Regions from separate parts of the Homo sapiens genome. Here regions 1 and 2 are each linked to region 3. Evidence: chromatin loops called from intact Hi-C (ENCODE). Cell type or tissue: IMR-90. All regions are shown on one strand.

Region 1 (8,000 bases), 56 kb before region 3:
CTGGCAGGGAGCAGTCAGGGCCTGGAGGGACCAGGACAGGGTGAGTTTAGGACTGACCACACCCCCGACTACCTCCCCTCCAGACTCTTCCCCTCTCACCTCGGAAGCCACGGGGGCACCGGCATGAGAATCGGGCGGTGCCAGCCACCACTGAACTCTGGCAGACACCACGGCCAGCACAGGGGCCTGAGTGACAGGGGTCCTCCAGCTGACACCGCTCACCCACCCAGCCAGGCGGGCACCTGTGGGCAGAGATGGCTTGGTTGGGCAGCACAGGGCAGGATGGCCCCAGACACAAAGATACACACAAGACAGGCAAGAAACACGCAGGGAAACAGAGCAGCAAACACACATTTGCTGGGAGCAGTGGCTCACGCCTGTAATCCCAGAACTTTGGGAGGCTGCGGCGGGCAGATCACTTGGGGTCAGGAGTTCAAGACCAGCCTAGCCAACATGGTGTAACCCCGTCTCTACTAAAAGTACGAAACTTTGCTGGGCATAGTGGTGCGTGCCTGTAGTCCCAGCTACTCAAGAGGCTGAGGCAGGAGAATTGCTTGAACTCGGGAGGTGGAGGTTGCAGTGAGCCAAGATCGCGCCACTGCACTGCAGCCTGGGTGACAGAGTAAGACTCGGTCTCAAAGAAACAAAACAAAACAAAACACACATTCATTCATGCAACGAATATTTACTGAGTACCTACTACGTTCTGAGCAATACAAATACAGCAACAAACACAATGAAAGGGGTCCCTATCCCTCTGGATCCTTGCAGCCAGGTCCAGGCAAGGAGAACATATACGAATAACAAATTAATATACAACATGCTGGCAGGGGGCGGTGAAAGCCATCAGAACCATGAAGGATGTAGTCAGTTGGGTCACAGCCCCTGAAAAGATGACATCCATGTCCCAGAACCTGTGACTAGGACCTTACTTTTTTTTTAAATGGCTCTTTGCAGATGTAATTTTTTTTTTTTAAGAGACGGAGTCTTGCTCTGTCACCCAGGCTGCAGTGCAGTGGCGCGATCTTGGCTCACTGCAACCTCCACCTCCCGGGGTTCAAGCAATTCTTTGTCTCAGCCTCCTGCGTAGCTGGGAGTACAGGCACACGCCACCAGGCCTGGCTATGCAGATGTAATTAAATGAGAGATGTCAAGATGAGATTATTCTGAATTATCCACCTGGGCCCTAAATTCAGTGACAAGTGTTCATACAAGAGAACGGCTCACAACTGTAATCCCAACACTTTGGGAGGTCAAGACAGGATAATCACTTCAAGCCAGAAGTTCAAGATCAGCTTGAGCAACATAGGGAGACTTTTTTTCCACAAAAAAAAATTAAAAATTATAACCGGGCATGGTGGCAGGAGCCTGTAATCCCAGCTACTCTGGAGGCTGAGGCAGGAGAATCGCTTGAACCCAGGAGGCGGAGGTTGCAGTGAGCCGAAATTGCACCACTGCACTCCAGCCTGGTTGACAGAGGGAGACTCCATCTCAAAAAAAAACAAAAAACAAAAAAAACAAACAGGCCAGGCGCAGTGGCTCATGCCTGTAATCCCAGCACTCTGGGAGACTGAGGTGGGCGGATCACGAGGTCAGGAGTTCAAGACCAGCCTGGCCAATATGGTGAAACCTCGTCGCTACTAAAAATACAAAAATTAGCTGGGCGTGGTGGTGCACTCGTGTAGTCCCCGCTACTCAGGAGGCTGAGACAGAAGAATTGCTTGAACCTGGGAGGCGGAGGTTGCAGTAAGCCGAGATCGTGCCACTGCACTCCAGCCTGGGTGACAGAGAGAGACTCCACCTAAAAAATAAAAATAAAAGATTAGCTGGCCGTGGTGGCTCACACCTGTAGTCCCAGCTTCTTGGGAGGCTGAGGTGGGAGGATCGCTTCAGCCTGGGAGTTGAAGGCTGCAGTGAACTAAGATTGCACCACTGCACTCCAGCCTGGGTGACAGAGCAAGACTCTGTCTCAAAAAAAGAGAGAGGCAGCCAAAAGGAGATTTGGGTGGGAGAAGGAAGAGAAGAAGACAGAGACAGGGACTGGAGTGAGACAGCCACTAGCTGAGAAACGTCTGGAGCCACCAGAAGCTGCAAGAGTCAGTTCTCCCCTGGGTCCCCATGGAGAGGCTCAGCCCTGCCGATATCTTGATTTCAGACTTCCAACCTCCAGAACTTCAAGAGAATAAATTACTATTGTTCAAGCTACCCAGTTTATGGTAATTTGTTAGAGCAGCCGTAGGAAGCTAAACCACAGGGTTAAGGGGGATAGAATGATGGGGTCAAGGAGGTGGAATTCTATTTTCACAGACATATGAAGGTAAGGAGGGGGCCATGGGGCTTTCTGGGGAACGGCATTCCAGGCAGAGGGAACAGCAAATGAAAAGTCTCAGACCCATGTCCAAGCGCGGTGGCTCACGCCTGTAATCCCAACACTTTGGGAGACCGAGGCAGGTAGATCACCTGACATCAAGAGTTCGAGACCAGCCTGACCAACATGAAGAAACTCCGTCTCTACTAAAAACACAAAAAATCAGCCAAGTGTGGTGGCACATGCCTGTAATCCCAGCTACTCCGGAGGCTGAGGCAGGAAAATCGCTTGAACCCAGGAGATAGAGGCTGCAGTGAGCCAAGATCGAGCCACTGCACTCCAGCCTGGGCAACAAGAGCGATACTCGATCTCAAAAAAAAAAAAAAAAAGGAAAAGGAAAAAAAGAAGTCTCAGACCCCAGGACACAACCACGCAGGCACACACAGACAGGCCCAGAAACCACAGCTACACACACAGAGGGACACACCAATTGGACGCCATGGCCTGGCCAGCACTCAAGACACCAACCCACAGCATCCCACGCGGAAATGAGCAACTCTCACTCACAGGGACAGACAGCAGGGCTCCCACAAACCCTCAAGTCCCTTCTCTGGGACTTATATAGCCTCTTATGCAGGGATGGGAGGGTGGAGGGTTGGGGTACTGACACCACTGTTGGTACCCTCATCTTGGGGGGGTGGTCCTTCAACCTGCAGCCCCCTCCCCAAGCCCACCAAGGAGTGTGAGGAATTGGAACTGGGAGGGGTTGGTCTTAAGACTGGAAATCTCCAAGGGGCACTAGCGGGGTCAGAGGGAGGGGCTTAGAGAAGCCAGAGAGTCCAAGCTCCGCCCCCCGACGCTGCCAACCCTCACCCCCCTCTATCCCCCCACCCTCCGCCCCTGGCGCGGTTGTCCTCCCTCCGGCTTGTCCCAGACGCCTGAGACTGAACTCAACAAGCGGCTGACTCAGTCCTTAGCGTCACCCGCAAGATCCCCCCCACCCCGGCCCCCAGCGAAACAGGTCGGGGCACGGCCGAGCAAGCAAGGGTGCGGGTGGCGTTGGGAGGGGAGGGCACAGCTCCCGTCCCCTCCTCCAAGGCCCGCAGGGCGACCACTGCGGCCCCGACCGCGCGTCGGGAGGGGGCGCGCTGCGCTGGGCGCCGAGGATAGCTGGTCCCACCGCCAGGCAGGGCGCGACCCGCGCGGGCCCCCTCCCGACGCCCCGGGCGGGTTCCCACGCTCTGCGTCCCGCGCCCCCGCCGACCGGTCGGGCCGGTTCCAGCCCCAGCCCGCGCCCCGCCCCACGGCCTAAGCTTTGGGGGAGACGGAGGGGGGAGCGCAGACCTAGTTAGGGGGGGCACGGCGGGTGAGGCGAGGACTAGGAGATGGGGACGAGGTCTATGGAAACGTCTGCTGCCGGTGGGGGGGTCTTGGGGGATCCATGGGTGGGGTGACAGCTTGGGGGCATCCTTGAAAGGACTTGAGTATTTGAGACCGTGAAAGAGACTCGTGGGGGGTGGAGGGCGTGTAGGGAGTGGTTCCCACAGCCCAACTCGGAGGACTGAGCCCGCTCCACTCCGGGCGATCCGGGCTCCGGGCGCCGCGCGCGCCGGTGATTCACCTGTCGAAGGGCGGGGCAGCCGCGGGCTCATTCACCTGTCGGCAGTATTCCAGGCGCGGAGCTCCACTGCGCAGGCGCCCGGCCCCACCGCTCGCCCTCCCAGGTGTGTGGCTCCAGGTAAGGTCACACTTTTCCCCATCCCGCCCCACCTTCGCAGACCCCCCAGCCCCAGGAAACCCTCTCAGTCAGGCTCAGCCCTCCACAAAGGTGAGCCCGAGTGGGAGATCCAGCCAAAATAAATGTAGGTGTAACTTCAAAGCGGCTCTTCTTGGTCTAAAATCACCCCAGACCCACCCAGCTTGGGCCTGACCCAGTACTTGGCACACATGATGCTGAATAAATGAATACATTAATGAGTCAATCAATGGCTACTGCGTGAACTGCTGTTATTAATGATAGCATGAAAGGAGCCAAGCATTTCCTCATAACCTTGAGAGACTTCTCCTTAGAGCACCTGTTTCCTGCCTCCCTACCATTATTATTTATAATAATGCCTATGTTGAGCACATACTATATTCTGAGCACTTAATGTATGTTGAGTGCATACAGGAGTTATTATTGCCCCATTTTCCAGATGCAAAAACTGAGGCTCAAAAAGCTTGAATGCTCAAGGTGTCCCAGACCCCAGAATTTAAGCTGAGCTCTTTCTGTCTCTGCTCAGCTCCTTCCCAGCCTCTGCTCTGCTCCCTGCAACCTCTTGCCTTTCCTTGTGATATCTAACAACTAAATTGTTAAGTCCCTTCACAGTCGCCAGTGAAGCATTCCCTATTTCACAGGTGCAATGATGATCAGAGAGGGAAAGTGACTAGCCCAAAGTCACACTGCAAGTAAGTGGCAGTGTGGGACTGTATTATAGGCCTCCTATGTCCCCCTCCACTAAATGTTGAGAGATGGGAGGGGTGTGGAGGGTGTGAGCCACTGCGATTGGTCCCTGATAGTTTGTTGATTGAATAATACCTACCTCATGGGGGGCTTTACATGTGACCTCAGGTGGCCAAGAACTGTGAAGCTGGGATTACTGGGCCCATTTTGCAGACCATGACACTGAGATGTAAAGAGTTTAATTCCTAGCCGGTCAGCAACATGATGTGGGACTTGAACCCATGCCAAGAAGAGTGCAGAGCCCCTGCTCAGTTTCCAATGGGGAAACACGAGAGGTTGCCCAAGCCACACACATGTAGGAAGTGGTAGAGACATCCATGGTGAACACAGAGGCAGAGGGAGAAGACAAATCGCCCCTCCCCCCCGCCCCCACACACAGGGCCCACTGGTGGCTCTGAGCCAGGCACTCACAGGCAGGCAGCCTCCCGGGAGGGCAGCTGGGTGCAACGACCTCCATTTGCACACGGGCTTCCGTCCAGGCAAGGGGGGGCTGTGTGGGGGTGAAGGAAGGTGGAGGATCAGCCAGGTGCCCAGGAACCCCAGGCCCAAGTGACAAACCCCCTCCCTCCCTCCACCAGGCAACAGCTGCATGGGGATGGGGGCGTCTCTGCGGGTGCAGGGAGTCCCCCCATCCACAGTTCCCACGCCCCCCCCCCCCCCGCCCCAGCCCCAGCTGTTGAGGCTGCAGCTGTCCCTGCCAGCTCGAGCCCTGGGAACCACAAAGCAGGGGAAGGCAGGAGGAGGGGCTGTCTTATGCCAGATGTGGGGGCTCGGGAAGCTGCCAGAGCTAAGATGTGCAGAATGGGGTGTGCTGAGACAGGAAGTAAGGGTGCTGAGTGTTACAGGGAGGTCTGGGGCTTCATGCCCAGGTTCAGGGGTAATAGAAGGGGAAGGGGCAGGGGATCCTAGGGCCACGGGTCTTCCTTTCCCTGATGGGCATCTACTCCAGCCAGGCAGGCCTGCGTGGTGCTCTTGGGAGAGGGACCAAGGCATGTACCCACGAGTGAGCACAGCATCTCCAGAAGCAGCCAGCGCTGGGCGTTGCTGGAATAGGGTGTGTGTTGAAGGGAGGGGCAACTGGCACAAGGCATGTGCTGCCCTGTCCAACATCGCCATCCCTAAGGGCTGTGTCCCTCTAGGGTGTGGCATAGTCTAACTGTCCTGCCAGAAGGGTCCAGGGTGTGGCTGGGTCTGAGCTAGTGGAGAACTGTGTGCATGCGATCAGGTGTGGGGACACAGTGCGTGTGTCCATGCATGCTCTTGTCAGAGAGAGGGTGATGGAGAGAGGAAGGAAGATCGAGAAAAACACAAAGACGTGAGAATGAACTAGAAGCAGATAGACCAGGAGAAGACAGAGAAGGACAGAAAGAAATAGAAAGCGGCCAGGCATGGTGGCTCACGCCTCTAATCCCAACACTTTGGGAGGCCGAGGCTGGTGGATCACCTGAGGTCAGGAGTTCGAGACCAGCCTGGCCAACACAGTGAAACCCAGTCTGTTCTAAAAATATAAAACTTAGCTGGGCATGGTAGCAGGTGCCTGTAATCCTAGCTACTCAGGAGGCTGAGGCAGGAGAATCGCTTGAACCCAGGAGCCAGAGGTTCCAGTGAGCCGAGATCACGCCATTGCACTCCACCCTGGGCAACAAGAGCCAAACTCCATCTCCAAAAAAAAATTAGCTGGGTGTGGTGGCGCACGCCTGTAGTCCCAGCTACTCGGGAGGCTGAGGCAGGAGAATCGCTTGAACCTGGGAAGCGGAGGTTGCAGTGACCCGAGATTGCGCCACTGCATGCCAGCCTGGCAACAGAGTGAGACTGTCTCAAAAAAAAAAAAGAGAGAGAGAAGGACAGAAAGAAATAGAAAACAAGAGGGTGAGTTACAGAATCTGTCGAGCTGAACCTGAGCATGGGCCTACATAGTATATGCCCCTTCCTCACAGGACAAGCCGACTGGACACCATCACCCACACCAGGACCTGTGGGTGTTCGTGAACTCACACTGTGGGTCCCATAACATGGGCTATGGGCCACCCTGAGCTGTAGGCAATGTGAGCCACATGTGTGTGCGTGCACGGGCTTGTGTGTCTGTATGTGGATTTGGGCATGCATCTATTGTGTCTCAGTTGCAGCTACATGTGAGTCTATCTGTACATGCATGTCAGCGTGGGTGTGCCCGTGTGTGTATGAGCTGCACACCCATACGGGAATGCACAGATGTGTGTGCTGTCTGTATGCAGGTTGTGTCTGTTGTGCGTCTGTGTATGTGAACCGTGTAAATGGGTGTACAGCTGTGTGTTGGTGTGACCTGTGTGTGCACCGCTGTGTCTGTGTATGGGTTGGCTGTGTCTGTCCATCTGCATGTGTGAGCTGGGTGTAAGCATGTCCTTGAGTCTTCATCTATGTGCTGTCTGAGTGTGTGCAGGCAGCGTGTGTGCCACACCTGTGTGATCATATTTGTGTGTGTATGTATGTCAATGTGTGAGCTGTGTGCGTGCAGCTGGGTGTGTCTTTCCTGAGCCAGGTGTGCAAGTCTGCGAGTGTGCTGTGTGTGTGCAGGTTTGCATCTCTGTTACGTGACCTAGAGCTATGTGTGCCAGCGAGTGTGTCACAGGCCATGTGTGTGCGCCGCTGGTCCGGCGGAGGCGGCGGCTCCTGCCTGGTCCTGCCCCGTCCGGGCCCCGGGGCTGGGCTGGGGAGGCCGTTCACTCCCGAAACCCCCACCCCGCCCAGCGCCAAGCCCCACACTGGCGTCTGGGACCCCTGGCCAGGGGCCTTGGCCCGCGCCCCTCCCCCGCCCACCAGGCCTCCCGTAGCGGTGAGGGGGGTGCCCCCGCAGCCCCCTCCCCGGCCCAGCCGCGGGTCCCGCTTTGTCTGGCAAAGAAAGCGCGAGGCCGGCCGGAGGGAGGGGGTGTCTAGACGGCGCGGCCATTGTCCCGAGCGGGGGAGGGGAGGGAGGAGAGGAGGAGGGGCGGGGGCCCCTGGCCGGCTGGGGAGGGGCTCTGGCCGCGGGGAGGGGGCGCTGGAGCCGAAGGGGAGCACGTGGGCCCTCGCCCCTTCCCCTCCCCGCGCAGGGGCGGGGTCCCAGGGCCTCCGGGTCCCCGCGGCCAGAGGAGAGAGGCGGGCTGCGGGCGGGGGAGGGGGCGCGCGCGCCGCCGAGGCTCCGGCTCGGAATCCGGCTCCGGGTCTTGCTGC
Region 2 (8,000 bases), 160 kb before region 3:
CGATCAACAGATAGATGATAGATAGATGGATGGATAGATAGAGATAGAGGAGGTAGGTAGATAGATAGATAGATAGATAGGTAGATACAGACAGCCCATGTATTAGCCAGTGTTTCCTAAGTGTTGTGGAAGAACTTTGAAAATATTTGCAAGTGAGATTAGCTCACGTGCTGTTCGCTTAGTCAGCCAGCAAGCCTCAGCCTCCTGGGGGGTCTTGAGACCTCCACTTGTAACTATGACTGTGGTTGGGGCTTACTTTCTCAATTCCCAACAGGCTTCCTGTCTCCCCACAACCCCCAGTCAAGGGGACTCTGATGCAGACGGTCCATCAATCGTAGTTTGGGAACACAGACCCTAGCCTAGCTCCAAAATCTATGTGTTTCCTGTGACATTCATCGCCTGACTCTGAACCCAGTATGATTCTACACGCAGGGTCAGCCACAGCAGATCAGGTGGCCCGGGGCACTTAAAAAGTTAGTGTTATGGGTTGAACTGTGGCTCCCAAAAAAAGATACGTGGGAGGCCAGGCGCAGTGGCTCACACCTGTAAACTCTGGCACTTTGGGAGGTTGAGTAGGGAGAATCATTTGAAGCTAGGAGTTCAGGACCAGCCTGAACAACATAGTGAGATCTCATCCCTACAAAAAATAAAAATGAAAAAAGAAAAAATTACCTGGGTGTGGTGGTGTGCACCTGTCATCTTAGTTACTCGGGAGGCTGAGACAGGAGGACCTCTTGAGCCAAGGAGGTCGAGGCTGCATGAGCTATGTTCCTGCCACTGCACTCCAGCCTGGGAAACAGAGCAAGGCCCTGTCTGCAAAAGTAATAATAATAAAATAAAAAAGATATGTTGAAGTCCTAACCCCAAGGACCTCAGAATGTGACCATATTTGAAGATAGGGTGTTTACAGAGGTCATTAGATTACAGTAAGGTCATTAGGTTGGTCCCTAATCTGATACGACTGGCGTCCTTATGAAAAGGGGAGATTTGGACACAGGCACCCACACACATGGAGACCGCCACATGAAGATGGAGGCAGAGATTGGGGTGATGCTCCTACAAGCCAAGGAATGCCAGGGACTGCCTGCAGACCACCAGAAGCCAGGAGAGGCGTGGAACAGGCTATCCCTCTCAGCCCTCAGAAGGAACCAAGGAATCAAAGCTGCTGACAACTGATCTTTTTTTTTTTTTTTTTTTTTTGAGACGGAGTCTTGCTCTGTCATCCCGGCTGGATGCAGTGGCATGATTTTGGCTCACTGCAACCTCCACCTCCCAGGTTCAAGCAATTCTCCTGCCTCAGCCTCCCAAGTAGCTGGGATTACAGGCACCCACCACCACGCCCAGCTAATTTTGTGTTTTTAGTAGAGATGGGATTTCACTATGTTGGCCAGACTGGTCTCAAACTCCTGGCCTCCAGTGATCTGCCCACCTCAGCCTCCCAAAGTGCTGGGATTACAAGCGTGGGCCACTGCACCTGGCCCAACACCTTGATCTCGGACTCTTAACCTCCAGAACTGTAAGACAACAAATTTCTATTGTTTAAGTCACCTAGTTCATGGTAATTTTTAAATTTTTTTTTCTTTTAGAGACAGACAGGATCTACTGTGTCACCCAGGCTGGAGTACAGTGGTGCAATCATAGCTAAAGTGCAACCTCACCTCAAACTCCTGGGCTCAAGCAATCCTCCTGCCTCAGCCTCCTGAGTAGTTGGGACTACAGGCCTATGCCACTGCAATCAGCTATATATATTTGTAGAGACAGGGTCTCACTATGTTGCCCAGGCTGGTCTCAAACTCCCGGCCTCAAGAGATCTGCCCTCCTCGGCTTCACAAAGTGCTGGGATTGCAGGTGTAAACCACCACACTCGGCCTGATTTGTGGTACTTTGTTGCAACATTGCTAGAAAACAAATGCAGTTAGTTTAAGAAATGTCAGCAACCTACAAAACCTACAAAGTGTCCCAGTACATCCTCTCAAGTTTACAATTGACCATGTGTTCTGGCCAAGGGACCCTGGGCTAGAACTGGAGAAAAGGATGAAGGATTTAGATTGCATGGATTCACTTACTGGGTATCAGCATGATGACAATAATGATGATGACAACCGAGATTTATTATCTGAACAATGCTAACTCCTTTATATGCACAATCTCAATAAGTGTTAAGCAACACCCCTACAAGGTAGGTGCAGAAGTAATTGTGGTTTTGCCACTGAAAGTAACAGCAGGCTGCGCATGGTGGCTCACACCTGTATTCCCAGCACTTTGGGAGGCCGAGGCGGGCAGATCACAAGGTCAGTAGATCGAGACCATCCTGACCAACATGGTGAAACCCCCTCTCTACTAAAAATACGAAAATTAGGCCGGGCACAGTGGCTCATGCCTGTAATCCCAGAACTTTGGGAGGCTGAGGTGGGCGGATCATGAGGTCAGGAGATCAAGACCATCCTGGCTAACATGGTGAAACCCCATCTCTACTAAAAATACAAAAAATTAGCCGGACATGTTGGCGGGCACCTGTAGTCCCAGCTACTCGGGAGGCTGAGGCAGGAGAATGGCCTGAACCCGGGAGGCGGAGCTTGCAGTGAGCCAAGGCCACGCCACTGCACCCCAGCCTGGGTGACAGAGCGAGACTCCTCCTCAATTTAAAAAAAAATACAAAACTTAGCCAGGCGTGGTGGCCCACACCTGTAGTCCCAGCTACTTGGGAGGCTGAGGCAGGAGAATGGCGTCAACCCGGGAGGCGGAGTTTGCGTGAGCCGAGATCGCCCCACTGCACTCCAGCCTGGGTGACAGAGCGAGACTCTGTCTCAAAAAAAAAAAAAAAAAAAAAAAAAAGTTTGTAATTTAAAAGTTTGAGCATCACTGGGCTAGATGGGGGTCCTGTAGATAACCGGGACCCAAATAGGCTTTAGGTACAGAGATACAGGAGAACCAGATTTGGGGTGCCGCTCTAGCCACTGTGTCCAGGAGGGAACCTTCCCAACCGCCCTAAAAGCTCTGAAAACTACAGTTAGAGAAGTGGCCACTAGGTGGCAATAATGTCATTTCACAAATTGGATTTAAAACGCTTTTTTTTTTTTTTTTTTTTTTTGGTTTTTGGTTGTTTTTTTTTTTTCCCCGGAAACTTGTATTCTAGCTGTGAACTGGCCCAGGTCCATGGCCCTTAGGTGTAATCTCCCCCTGGAAGGGCACAACAGGTGCAAAGTTTCCATGATGAGAAGGAGCCTGTGTTGTTTAAAGAAATCACGGAGACTGGTGTGGCCTGAGCCCAGAGTGACAGGGAAGCTGGGTTTGCAGGGGGCCCGTGGAGGGCACTGGGAGTAACACGGTGTGTGGACCACGGGGAGTGGGACCATGACAAGGTTTAAGGAGGATAGGGGGTGGGGCTGTGCTTCAGAACGAACCTGCCAGTTATCCATGCCATAGATCTGGAGTCAGCAAACTTTTTCTGTCAAGGTCCAGGTCGTCAATATTGTCAGCTTTAGGGACCTTACCATCTCCGTTGCAATGACTGAACTCTGCTGCTGTCTGGCGAAAGCAGCCATAGATGAGACATCAACGAATGGGCTTGGCTGTGTTCCACTAAAACTTTGTTTATAAACACAGAAGCTTCCATTTCATATCATAGTACATGTCATACCTTGTAGCCTTTGGGTTTGTTTTCAACCACTTTTAAAATGTTAAAACTACTCTAGGCCAGGTGCATTCACTCATGCCTGTAATCCCAGCACTTTGAGAGGCCAAGGGAGGAGGATTGCTTGAAGCCAGGAGTTCGAGACTGGAGTGGGCAACATAGTGAGACCTCCCCCATCTCTACAAAAATTTTTTAATTAGCTGGGCATGGTGGTGCATGCCTGTAGTCTCAGCTACTCAGGAGGCTGAGGAAGGAGGATCACTTAAGCCCAGGAGGTCAAGGCTGCAGTGAGCTATGATTGCACCACCGCACTCCAGCCTGGGGGATAGAGTAAGACCACTGTCTCTAAAAAACTTAAAAAATAAATAAATAAATAAAAATAAATGCAAAACTATTTTTATTTCAAGGGCTGGATTTAGCCTATGGGCCATAGGTTGCCAATCCTCGTATAGATGGATGGGAGTGACAAGAGTTAAGGGGACCAAGAAAGACCAAAAAGTGAGAGGTGAAGTGGGCTGAAAACCATCAGAAGATAAGGAGCTGGTGCCACAGGACCTTTGCAAATGCTGTTCCCTCTTCCTGACCCCTCCTGAGTAAATTCCTGCTTGGCATTGAGATTTCAGCACAAACTCCACTTCCTCAAGGAAGCCTCCCCTAACCTCCATCCCTTGCCCAGCTACATCAGTTGCCCTAATGTTACACTCGCTATCCCCTCTCTCATCATCACTCATCATTAGTGATCTCTTCATCACTGCAGTGGTTTTGTGGGGTCTTTTGTTTTGTTTTGAGACAGAGTCTTGCTCTGTCTCCCAGTCTGGAGTGCAGTGGGGCGATCCCGGCTCACTGTAACCCCCACCTCCTGGGTTCAAATGGTTCTCCTGCCTCAGCCTCCCGAGTAGTTGGGATTACAGGCACGCATCACCATGCCTGGCTAATGTTTTGTATTTTTAGTAGAAACGGGGTTCACCGTGTTTGCCAGGCTGGTCTCGAACTCCTGGCCTCAAGTGATCCACCTGCCTCAGCCCCCCAAAGTTCTGGGATTACAGGTGTTAGCTGCTGCACCCGGCCTCCTCACTGCAGTGGTTTTATATTAGTTTGTGTAACCCTTTGATTAATGTCTGTTTCACCCATTTGACTGAGCTGGGAGCTGGGACCTGAAATAGTGTTATCTTGTTTATCTTTGCACCTCTGTGCCCCTATGATTAGTACGGTAGCCACTCAATGTATGTTTTCTGGCCACGCACCGTGCCTCACACCTGTAATCCCAGCACTTTGGGAGGTGAAGGCGGGCAATCACCTGAGGTCAGGAGTTCAAGACCAGCCTGGCCAACCACGGCCAACGTGATGAAGCCCCATCCCTACTAAAAATACAAAAATTAGCCAGGCGTGGTTGCACGTGCCTGTAATCCCAGCTACTCAGGAGGCTGAGGCAGGAGAATCGCTTGAACCCGGGAGGCAAAGGTTGCAGTGACCCAAAATCATGACACTGCACTCCAGCCTGGGCGACAGAGCAAGACTCTTGTCTCAGAAGAAAAAAAAAAACAAAAAACACTTTTTTTCTTTATTTTAATTTAATCTTATTTTATTTTATTTATTTTATTTTTTGAGATGGACTCTCACTTTGTCGCCCAGGCTAAAGTGTAGTGGTGTGATCTTGGCTCACTGCAACCTCCGCTTCCCGTGTTCAAGTTATTCTCCTGCCTCAGTCTCCCAAGTAGCTGGGACTACAGGTGCCCGCCACCATGCCCAGCTAATTTTTCTATTTTTAGTAGAGGCGGGGTTTGACCATGTTGGCCAGGCTGGTCCCGAACTCCTGACCTCAAATAATCCACCCACCTCAGCCTCCCAAAGTGCTGGGATTATAGGCATGAGCCACCGCACCCAGCCACAAAATATATTTTCTGAATGAATGAATGAATGAGGCAGTGTGATGGAAAGGTTTTAGGAATACCGGATGGGGCAGCCAAAGTAGGCTGCTGAGTTGGAACAAAGATACCTGCAGTCAAGGTTAAGTGAGAGATGCACTCCTCCTTTGATATCCCCAACCTTCAGTTATGCCTGTCCCACACTCAGGTGCCTTGTGGGACTGGGACTCTGCTGAAATTAAGAAGCCAGGGGCCTCATCCCACAGAGCAAAACCAGCAAGATGGCGGGACTCCTTAATTCAGCAACAACAAAAGACAGAAAATAATCTGGAAATTCTCTAAAATCTTAGCAAGCATGCTGGAAGAGGTTTGAGCCAATCTTATCCAGTAAATTTTTTTTTTTTTTTTTTTTGAGACAGGGTCTCGCTCTGTCGCCCAGGCTGGAGTGCAGTGGTGTGATCATGGCTGAATGCAGCCTCGACCTCCTGGGCTCAAGCAATCCTCCCACCTCAGCCTCCTGAGTAGCTAGGGCTATAGGCACGCACCACCACACATGGCTAATTTTTTTTACTTTTTTATAGAGACGAGGACTCACTATGTGGCCTATTCCGGTCTTGAACTCCTGGCCTCAAGCCATCCTCCCACCTTGGCTCCCAAACCGCTGGGATTACAGGTGTAAGCCACTGCACACGGCCCAAGCCTATATTAAGAGTACAAGAACAGACCGGGCACAGTGGCTCACGCCTGTAATCCCAGCACTTTGGGAGGCCAAGATGGGTATATTACCTGAGGTCAGGAGTTCGAGACCAGCCTGGCCAACATGGTGAAGCCCCCATCTCTACTAAAAATACAAAAACTAGCCAGGCGTGGTGGCATGCACCTGTAGCTCCAGCTACTCAAGGCTAAGGCAGGAGAATCGCTTGAACCTGGGAGGCGGAGGTTGCAGTGAGCCAAGATTGTGCCACTGCACTCCAGCCTGGGTGACACAGCAAGATTCTGTCTCAAAAAAAAAAAAAAAAAAAAGTACAAGAACACTTCCTTCTCTCCATGTGAAATTTTATTGGGTGATTCAAAGCAAATCTGGAGATTCGGGAACTGAGGCTCAGAGACGAAAAGTGACCACCCCAAGGCCACATGCCAGATCTGGGGCAGAGTGGGGGAATCCAGCCCAGGCTGGTGTGACCTCAAAACCCAGCCTCTCCCTCCCTCATGATGCTGGTAGCCTCCCAGGTGGGTGACTTGCCCAAGGTCACACTGCAGCTTGGAGCAACTCAAGGCCTGTCCCGGGAGGAGGGAGCAGCCCCTGTGTGGGACTCTGGGGAGTGAAAAGCGGACAAGCCAGCAGGAGTGGCCACTTTCTGGAAAGTGTAAGAAAGATTCACTAAGATTTGGGCTGAAGTTCGCAGAGATGGATTGGGACAATCCTCCCAACTGTCCATTTGCCAGGAACTTGGCAGGAAATGGAGGTGGTTTTGTTTGTGTAAACCTTTGTGGCTGGGGATCCCAAAGGCATCCCTCACCTTTAATGATTTGCTAGAAAGACTCACAGAACTCAGTAATGTTATTATACTCATGGTTTATTGCAGTAAACAGATACAGATTAAAATCTGCAAAGGGCCAGCCACAGTGGCTTATGCCTATAATCCCAACACTTTAAGTGAGAGATGCACTCCTCCTTTGATACCCCCAACCTTCAATTATGCCTGTCCCACACTCAGGTGCCTTGTGGGACTGGGACTCTGCTGAGGCAGGAGGATCACTTGAAGCCAGAAGTTCGAGATCAGCCTGGGCAACATGGCCAGACCCTGTCTCTACAAAAAATTGTAAAAATTAGCCAGGCGTGGTGATGCACACCTGTAGTCCCAGCTACTTGGGAAGCTGAAGTCGGAGGATCACTCAGATCTAGGAGTTCAAGGTTGCAGTGAGCTAGAATTGCACAACTGCACTCCAGATGAGGCAACAGAGTAACCCCCCCCCCTTTTTTTTTTTTTTGAGACAGCATCTAGCTCTGTCACCCAGGCTGGGATGCAGTGGTGTGATCACAGCTCACTGCAATTTCTGCCTCCTGGGCTCAAGTGATCCTCCCTCCTTGGCCTCCCAAAGCAACGGGATTACAGGTGTAAGCCACCACACCTGGCCCCCATTAAAAAAAAAAAATCTGCAAAGGTAAAAGGCAGATAGAGCAGCATCTAGGAGACACCAGGCATGAGCTTCCAGCTGTTCCCTCCCAGTGGAGTTGTACAGACATAGACAATGCTGAATTCTCACAGCCACAATGTGTAACAACAGGTGCAGAGTGTTGCTAACCAAGGAGCTGACCCAAGCCTTGGTGTTCTGGGTTGTTTTTGTTTGTTTGTTTTTTGTTTTTGTTTTTGTTTTTTTGAAACGGGGTCTCTCTCTGTCACACAGGCTGGAGTGCAGTGGTGCGATCTCGGCTCACTGAAACCTCTGCCTCCAGGGTTCAAGCAATTCTCTGCCTCAGCCTCCCGAGGAGCTGGGAT
Region 3 (8,000 bases):
CACTGAGCCTTCCAGGGTCTAGAGGCCTTGCCTCTAAAGCTCCCACTCCTTATCTAGGACAGCTCTAGAGGTCAGAGTGTTCTTCCGCACACTGAACGAGAGCTCTCCTGGACTGATGTCACTGCAAGGTTCAGGAGGGAAGTAGTTAGGGTCCAAAGTCCCAGAAAAAGAGGGATGGGACAAAGAGAGAAAACATACTTGGGGTCTGGCTTTGCACACAGAGTAGCACCACATGAATGCATGTGTTGGGGATTGTCATCACCCTCCAGGAGATGCCACCCACCCAGAGGACCCCAGAGAACCAGGAAGGCTGGGCAGGACAGCCAGGCAGTCTTTACACAGAGAGGCCTGGGCGGCTGGCCAGGCAGGCAGCCTTCCCGAAGGCGGGACTAGGCGTGTGCTGCTGGACATGACTAATCCACCCCGGGGGACAGGCCCAGGGCTCTGAGGAATTCCATAACTTGATGGAGTCCTGTCCCTTTCACGGAAGAAAATGGACTTAAGCTATAGCTTGCTGGGAAGGAATCTGGAACTGAAGACCGTTTTATTAAGAGTCCGTGTCCAATGATTAGGCAGGACCTACGTAGAGGGAGAGAGAAACCAGTGTGAGAGAAATGGTGTGGAATGTACCATTTAAGTCACAAGAACAGAAGAACCGCAGACTGAGCCAACCTCCTGCGCCCTGGTGGCTGATGGGCACAAGAACGGCACTGGAGACTGGAGCCCTGCCCCGTGCCTGGCTAACCCTGGGTAGGGACAGACCCACCGCCCGCTTAGAAAGGTCACAGAGGCAGAATGCATGGATGCCTTGGAAACCGCCCCCAGCCTGCTCAGCTTCTAGAGAGTGGCCCTGGTTCCCACTAGCAAGCTCCACGTGTGCCCTGCCTGAGCGCACGCCGGCATTTCCTTTACTGCCCTCAAGTGGCTTCTTTTGAATTTGAGTGATGCCCCTGCCCTGTCCCACCAGCCAGGTGTGGCAAGCCCACCAGGCCCCTGCTGACTCTGAGCTCATCTCACCCAGGGGCTGTGCACTGTCTAGTCTCAGGAAGGCGATGCCAGCCCTTCCTCCTGGGTCTACAAGAAAGGAGGTACCAGAATGCAGGACCCCCAGTGGAGGGGAAAGAGCAAACAGCCTCATCTCTGCATTCCTCCAGATCCCCCAAACAAAAAGCTCAAACTCTAAAAAGCAGAACCTATTATATACACTGTTGAGGAGGAGAAAAAAAAGAAAAAGAAACAGGCTAAGGAATAAAGTCTTGTCCTTTCTTTCCTTTTTTGGGGTATCCAACATGGCTCCCTGGACCAGGGAGGGGCACTGGGCTTGTTCCCACCCACGTAGCAGAGCGGATGCCTCTGCTGGAGTCACGGATGCAACCGACGTGCTACTCCCTGGCCCCTGAGTGCGGGCATGGGAAAAACCCGCCCACTGGCGGCCTCTCACTCTGGGCCACATTCCACAAGGCTCGCCCTCACCCGCCCATGAAGCCCCAGAATCCCTCCAGCTGCAAATGCTGGCTGTTTGTGGGGGGAGTCACCTGGCTGTGCAGACAGAAAGGCTACTGCCCTATCTTCAAGTCTCTTCCTACTCCCCCACCTCCAGGGTCCTCACCATTCCCCTAGGTAAGCGCCACACTCTGGAGCAGGCAAGCAGCAGGCCTGGAGATGGACTAAGTCCCTCAAAGACCCTGGGGGTCAGGAAGCTGAGGCTGGTTGTGTGGTAAGAACGCCCCATGGCCTCTGTCTGCACTTCCCAGCTCAAATCTTTCCAAAACATCAAGCATTCCTTTTTCCCCTGGAGCTATTAAGAAACACCCACATGCTCCAATCCTGGGAAAAGGAAGCCAGGAAACTAAAATAGCTGGACTGCGCTCCCGTTCCAACTAGACGACCAGACCAAAGCCCAGGAGGATCTCTCACACCTCCCTGAGACCCTGTCCCAGCCCAGGTAGCTGAGGTTAAACGGGTATTCCTAAGAGGGACATAAGCTGTGGGGACACTTCTGCTCACAAAGACCTGTGCATGACACTTGGGAAGAACCAGATGTCAGCTATGTGACAAGTGAAAGCTAGAAGATTCCTAGGACATGCCCTGCCCCATGTGCTTGGCAGACCTAACCCCAGTGCTAATGACAGCAAAGCCACAGTACTGTCCACAGCCCACCTGGGACAGTGTCTTCCTCCAGCCTGCTCCACCCAGGTCTGCAGATGCCCTAGGGGTGGTGGGAGAGTGGCATTTGTGCCCTACCCCTGCCTGTCTCAATACAGAATCCTCAAGCAGCTCCAGGCTTTAGCTGGAATCACAGCTCAATGGAAGACCACAGCCCAAGCAATAGCTGGAATCAGAGGAAGTGGTAGGGCTGGCCCACTGCACTGCATGCTGCTGGGGCAGAGGGTGGGGAATACATGGTGGCCTGGGACACAGCTGGGAAAGCAGCACCCACCCCCGCCATCCTCCTCCTGCCTGTGTTCCGTTGCTCCCTGAACTAGAGCCTGGCCCCAGAGGACCACCCCACGCCTGCATCAGTCCACAGCATCCCGGTCTATGGATAGCTACCAAGAGGGGTGTTCATGTATCACACCCCCCAGCCTCAATCTAGTGACTCCATTCGTTTTCTTCTGGTGATTCATGTCTCAGGGCCGTTGTCAGCGGAACTAACCCCGTAGTATAAGTGACAAAAATAGGCCCTTTCAGGAATTTCGGCTCCAATCCAAATGGAAACACAAGAACGGGGGGGGGGGGGGGGGCGGGGGCGCGGGCCTGCAAATCAACTAGGCACCAAAAGACCAAAGGGAAATAATGTTCCCCCACCCTGACCCACTCCCGTTAAGGCAGAGCTGCCTGTAACGGGCCATGGACATCAGGGCTGCCGGGATTCCTGGACCCAGGAGAGCAGCTGCTGAAGGAGCTACGCCCCCTCTGCCCCCCGCCCTGAGAGTGCAGAGTCCTGTGCGGGACAGGGCAGCAGAAGGCTGTATTTACTGGTGCCAGGGTGTGGGTTCCCATTTCGGGATCTGCCGTACGAAACCCTCGCAGCGGCCCCTCCTGAGAGGAGAAGCACCCTGCCGGCCCACGACAGAGCTCACTCAGTGCACACAGAAGGCAAAGGAAAGCCCCTGCTGGCCAGGATTGGGAAGACAAAAGGGAGCCAGGCAAAACCCAAGGTGGGGAGGGCGCCTGGGAAGAGGGGAAGGCCAGAGCCCAGATAGCTGCATGAGCGGCCAGGGCTGGACCGCCAGAGCCTGGGAGCCTGGGAGCCAGCGGCTCTGAGACTGTAAATCTCGCCCTCCTTCCCGCCAGGACAGCTGTTCCCAGGACTCTCAGATTACTTGTTGCACAATCTTTCCACTTTTTTTTAAAGTGGGGGAGTGAAAAAATAATAAAATCTCGGCAGCGGCAGGAGGGGTGTGGGGCACTCGTTCAGGAAACCAGGAGCATTCCCACTCCTCTCCCAAAGCAGAGGAGCCCAGAAGAGGGACGCAGAGGCCAAGGGCAAAGGCCATGATCACACACTGGAAATCAGGATGTGATGGCCACAGCCCTCTAAGGTGTCTTGTCTTGTGAGGGCTAAAGCAGCACACTGCCACGACCACGTCATGTCATTTTAGTTAATCAGGTCCCCTGACAATTTCAGCATCTGGGGTTTCCACTTGGTCACTCAGATCCTCAGATGAGAAGACTACAAAACCCCTGGTAGGAGAAGTCAACTAGAAAACAGGAGGTGCAAAAACCCAGAGGAAGGCAAGCTGGAGGCTTGGCTGGCATGGAAAGTGAAAAGTCAGCGGCCACCAGGAATGCTAATTGGATCCAAGAATACAGCCATTCACCCCAGTCACTCTGCTGCGAGTGGGGGCCCTAGCTTCGGGTGGCAAAGCCAGCCCTTCCTGGGCAGCCATGGGGTGCAGTGCCTCCTGCTGGCTGATGGATTACAAAAGCAGTGTGGGGAGAGTAACGGTTAGAGATGAAAGGGTGAAGGATGGCGACAGGGAAGGCCAGGAGGCCAGTGAGCTGCCCACGGCATTCTGCATGCAGTTGTGGTAGAGAATGTGGGCATCTGGAGTCCTGGAGGGTCCTTCAGCCCACTTCAAGGCAAGTCTCCTCACTCACCTGGGAAGCAGAGGGCACCAGGCTGTCCAAGGGAAGAGGAATACTGACAAGGCCCGAGGTGCCACCTACCCCCACCCCATCTGTGCACACACACCTCAGAGCAACATGGCTCTCCCCAGCTGCCGTGAAGGGTCCTCAATCTTCCTTGGCACGATCAAGTTATTTACATGCACTGATTATTGAGGGTTAGCATTTATTTCTAGTTAGAATAAAATCCCAGGGATGGGACAGGCCCGTGGGAGAACATGCAGGAGTCTACTGCCAAAACACAGGTTTCCCACTGTGGATCCCCACTCCCCAGTCTGCCTGAGACCCTAGGGCCAGCTCTCAGGTGGTCTGCAGCACGCCAGCTCACTGACAGCTGCACCAGCCTAGCGGCAACCCCGTTGGCCGTAAACACAGGATGTTAGCTCCATCTCTCAGCAGGGGCTGGTCGCCAGGCCTTCTGGGCACCATGGCTCCCTCCCTAGCCTCTCCCCTGCGCCAGCCTGAGCATCTGCGCCCCTGAGAATAATGAGGAAAGTGCACACTTGGAGGAGAGCAGTCCCCTCTCCACTCCCACCTGGCACCCAGCATCACTACCTGCCTCCACCTCCCACTGAGGCTGCTGCTCAGAAGGTGGGCTCTAATGGGGAACCCAGGGTCCAACGTGCAGACCCACGGGGCTTGAAAAGAAGGGACTGTTAGTTAGAACTGCAGGAGGGACACGCAAGTCCAGGTGCGTGTGGAGTTAGGGCAGATTCAGGAGCAGCCAACACAGCAACGAGCACACTCTGGGGAGGGGTAGGCAATGGCTGGGGCCCAGGTGATGGCAGGGCCAGCAGCAGACTGGCGATGCGGCTGGCCAGCTGCAGTCTGCTCCACATCCACCAGAAACCAGCGAAGCATCTCCCTGAAGCGGCCGCACTGCACGTGACTGTGATACGGGGAAGGCCCTGGGGACACGAAGTCTCCACTGGTGCAGAAAGCTGGGTGTGGTCACATCAAGGTCAACAGCACAGCCTGGACCCCCACGCCCACAGTCCTCATGGCCCAGCTTCCCCGCCCACCATCCAGGGCTCCGCAGTGTCAACGCCCTTGGCCATTCATCCTCCATGACCAGACCCTGGCAGGGAGAGCATAACGGCCAGGCCGAGAGAATGGACACTACTGCACAGAGTGCAGGGCTATTCATGGCCCCAGGGAGACAGTTAACAAAGAGACAGACAGACAGAGGAACCCAGCAAGTTCTGGGAGTGCCGTCTCTGGGCTCTAGCATCCTGGACACAGGACCGAGCTAGTGCCAGGCACAGGTGGGAAGAGTTTGGTAAGACACGTAGAACACAAGTCACCTAACCTGTTTCGGAGTCTTCGCTGTCAGAGGAGCTGGACTCACTGGAGCTCTCCGACTCTGAGGACGAGAAGCCCTTCATCTTGGAGGAGCCGGCAATCACATCAACTTTCTCAGCTGCAATCCAAGCAATGGGAGCTGGTCAGGCAGGGCTGTGGCCCAGGAAGCCGCTCTAAGCCATGGGCACACCCCATCCATCTGGAGGAAGGACCAGTGAGGAGCCTGTGCACGGTGGGCCCAGGGGCTGCTCCCAACTGCCAGCTGCCACTCCCAGAACCCACGTGGTCCCACAGTTCCCATGGGTAGACTGCTTACAATGGAATTTCAAGGTTCCTTCAATCTCTCAAAAAGTCTCCTTTGGGGGGTTTATCAAGGATTCAAGAGACCAGGCAGAAGGATAATTTCCTAACACAAGGTACCGCTGGGCATAAGGCTTGGATTCTCCCAGTTACTCTTCTAGCAGGGGAAGAAGAAGATCCAAAAGGAACATGCTGCCAAAAGGTAACGCAAGGCAGGGAGAGACCCCCGGGGGTCTCTCAGCACAGCTGTTCAGACGCACGCTGGAATCATCATGTGGTGTGCCCCAGGTAGGGGCCCAAGGACCCCAGGAGCTAGTCAGGGCTGGGGACAAAGACTGTGTGCAATGCCCTGACACCGATCCTCAGAGGAAAGCCGTAGGCCAGGATGAGCTGTGTGACACAAAAGAGCTGCCTGGAAGAGTCCAGAAAGGATGCCACACCGAACTGTCCCTGCTAGAGAGGGACAGAGGCTGGCTCAGTGCTGCATAACGTATCGGTACACAGGTCCTGGGACCCTGCAGACCCGCCTTTCCTCCTTCCCCAAAGAGGCCGGAGGAAGACTCAGCAGCAGGTAGCCTGGGTTGAAAGCAGCTCCGGCTTAGAACACAGCTGCAGGCAACAAGGTGCAGAGAGGCCCCAGACACCACCAGTCAGATATGTAGAAAGGCACTGACAGCCTAGGGGTGAGTGCAATGTCACAACCTTTCGGAGGTTTCTGTGTCAAGAACACAGATATTATAATTGGAAAAAAAAAAGGGGGGGGGCGCAGAAAGAGTGGACTGAGCAAGGAGGGAAAAGTTACTCTGAGGGTGCCCACAGAAGGAACCCCATGCCCAGGGGGCCCAAGCACACCTTGAGGTTTCCTTTTCTTCCGCAAACAGGAGGTGACATAGCGCTCCAGCTCACGCAGTGTGGACGGCTTCAGGGTCTCAAAGTCGATTTCAATCTCGTCGGGGTTGGAATTCTTCAGGGAGGGCTCCCGTGACTGGATGATGTGCACCACGCGGCCCAGCTTCTCGCCGGGGAGCTTGTTGATGTCCAAGCTGAGCTGCCGCTTCTCCTCATAGGACATAGGCTTGCACTTGTCCTCTTCCTCCGACTCATACGTGGGAGGGGGCTTGCTCTTCATGGGCGCTGGCTCCTTCTTGCTACGAAGGGACGATGCAGACACCATCAAGAACGGGCCCCCTGAGGAAGCCAGGCACTCATTCCTCCACATGTATGTTGGGGGGAAGGGGTGCCCTTCCCATACCCCCCACCCACCAGCCTTCACAGGAAACGGGGCATGGGCAACTCAATCTCTGGGAGCACCCAGTGGAGACCGAAGCAAACTGTGACTGGAGGCTGCCCAAGTGGGGGATGCACTACAGCCCCATCCTTGCCGCCTATCCTCCCCAACCAAACATGGTGAGCTCCGAAGGCTCATCCTACAGAAAGAGGCAGAGACAGTGCAGCTAAGTCCTGTGTGCAAGTGGCCACCAGCCTGGCCTGTGAAGCCACGGCTGCAGAGGGGCAGCCTCCGCACCCAATGAGGACAGGGAGGGGCAGTGGCCCACACAGTCTCAGAGCAAGCCCTGGAAGGAGGGTCCCCACCCAGGACAAATTCAGGGGACACAGACCTCACATTGCTGTTGCTGCTATTATTTTTCTTCGTCTTTTTAGGAGGAGGTTCCTTGGCTTTGCTTTTTTTATTCTCTTCCACTTCCTCTTTCCTTTTGTGCTTTTCTTTTTTCTTTTCCTTCTTGTCTTTCTCCTTTTTCTTTGGTTTGTTCTGCTGGGGCTGAGAGAGGGCTGCAAGCTGCTCGTGCACGGCTTTGAGCTGTAGACCAGACAGGCAAGACACACACTCAGGGCTGAAACCACCTTCCTGTCACCCAAGACCCAGGCGTCTGCTCCAAAAAACATGCGACAGCATGCACCTGGGGCATCAGGGTGTGGGCATAGGGGAGGCAGGGGAAGGGAAGGCCCCCAGCTTTGCGCCTGTCATGTTAACCAGATTCCTAACAAGACTATCTCCACCCATTCACTCAACTCCAAAGACTGCCAGTGTCTTCCTCACCAGAGGAGCTGATCAAGCCGACAGACACCAAGTCTCACGGCCATCCTGATCGCAGAAGGAGGGCCCCTAAGAATCTAAGTAAGAGCACACGGACACGTCAGGCACGAAGGGCCTGATGACTGGCTATAGGGAGAGGAGCAAACAGGTAGCCCCAGGAGAGACGAACATCCTGGCTCAACCTCCTCCTTCCAGATACTGAAAGGATCAA

Evidence for each region. Peaks named below come from ENCODE experiments on the same cell type or tissue, not always from the same donor. Only the 100,000 strongest peaks of a DNase experiment are listed, where the experiment ranks them.
Region 1: it touches region 3 in a loop (2.7-fold over the local background); 23 of 110 quality-filtered maps call a loop at or near these places.
Region 2: it touches region 3 in a loop (13-fold over the local background); 25 of 110 quality-filtered maps call a loop at or near these places.

Annotation. Positions count from the first base shown.
Region 1 is chr19:15,192,278-15,200,277 of GRCh38, forward strand. It overlaps NOTCH3 (notch receptor 3), which reads right to left. Exons shown (of 33, transcript NM_000435.3): 2 at 5,223-5,301; 3 at 100-242; 4 at 1-21. Among named protein-coding and RNA genes, the nearest start is that of NOTCH3, 4.7 kb to the right of the region's middle. RefSeq lists enhancers at 2,288-2,788, 2,789-3,289 and a silencer at 7,788-8,000. In IMR-90, a CTCF peak has its summit at 3,436; DNase peaks (open chromatin) are centred at 2,834 and 3,244; H3K4me3 peaks cover 1,225 bases.
Region 2 is chr19:15,089,020-15,097,019 of GRCh38, forward strand. It overlaps OR1I1 (olfactory receptor family 1 subfamily I member 1), which reads left to right. Exons shown (of 2, transcript NM_001004713.2): 2 at 1-3,951. Among named protein-coding and RNA genes, the nearest start is that of OR1I1, 11 kb to the left of the region's middle. In IMR-90, a CTCF peak has its summit at 3,023 (motif pointing right); a DNase peak (open chromatin) is centred at 3,012; H3K27me3 peaks cover 542 bases.
Region 3 is chr19:15,248,712-15,256,711 of GRCh38, forward strand. BRD4 (bromodomain containing 4) reads right to left here. Exons shown (of 20, transcript NM_001379291.1): 9 at 7,353-7,552; 10 at 6,586-6,881; 11 at 5,441-5,551. Among named protein-coding and RNA genes, the nearest start is that of EPHX3, 20 kb to the left of the region's middle. RefSeq lists an enhancer at 1,833-2,704. In IMR-90, CTCF peaks have their summits at 3,118 and 3,911 (motif pointing left); DNase peaks (open chromatin) are centred at 410, 1,400, 2,630, 3,240 and 1 weaker place; H3K27ac peaks cover 3,749 bases.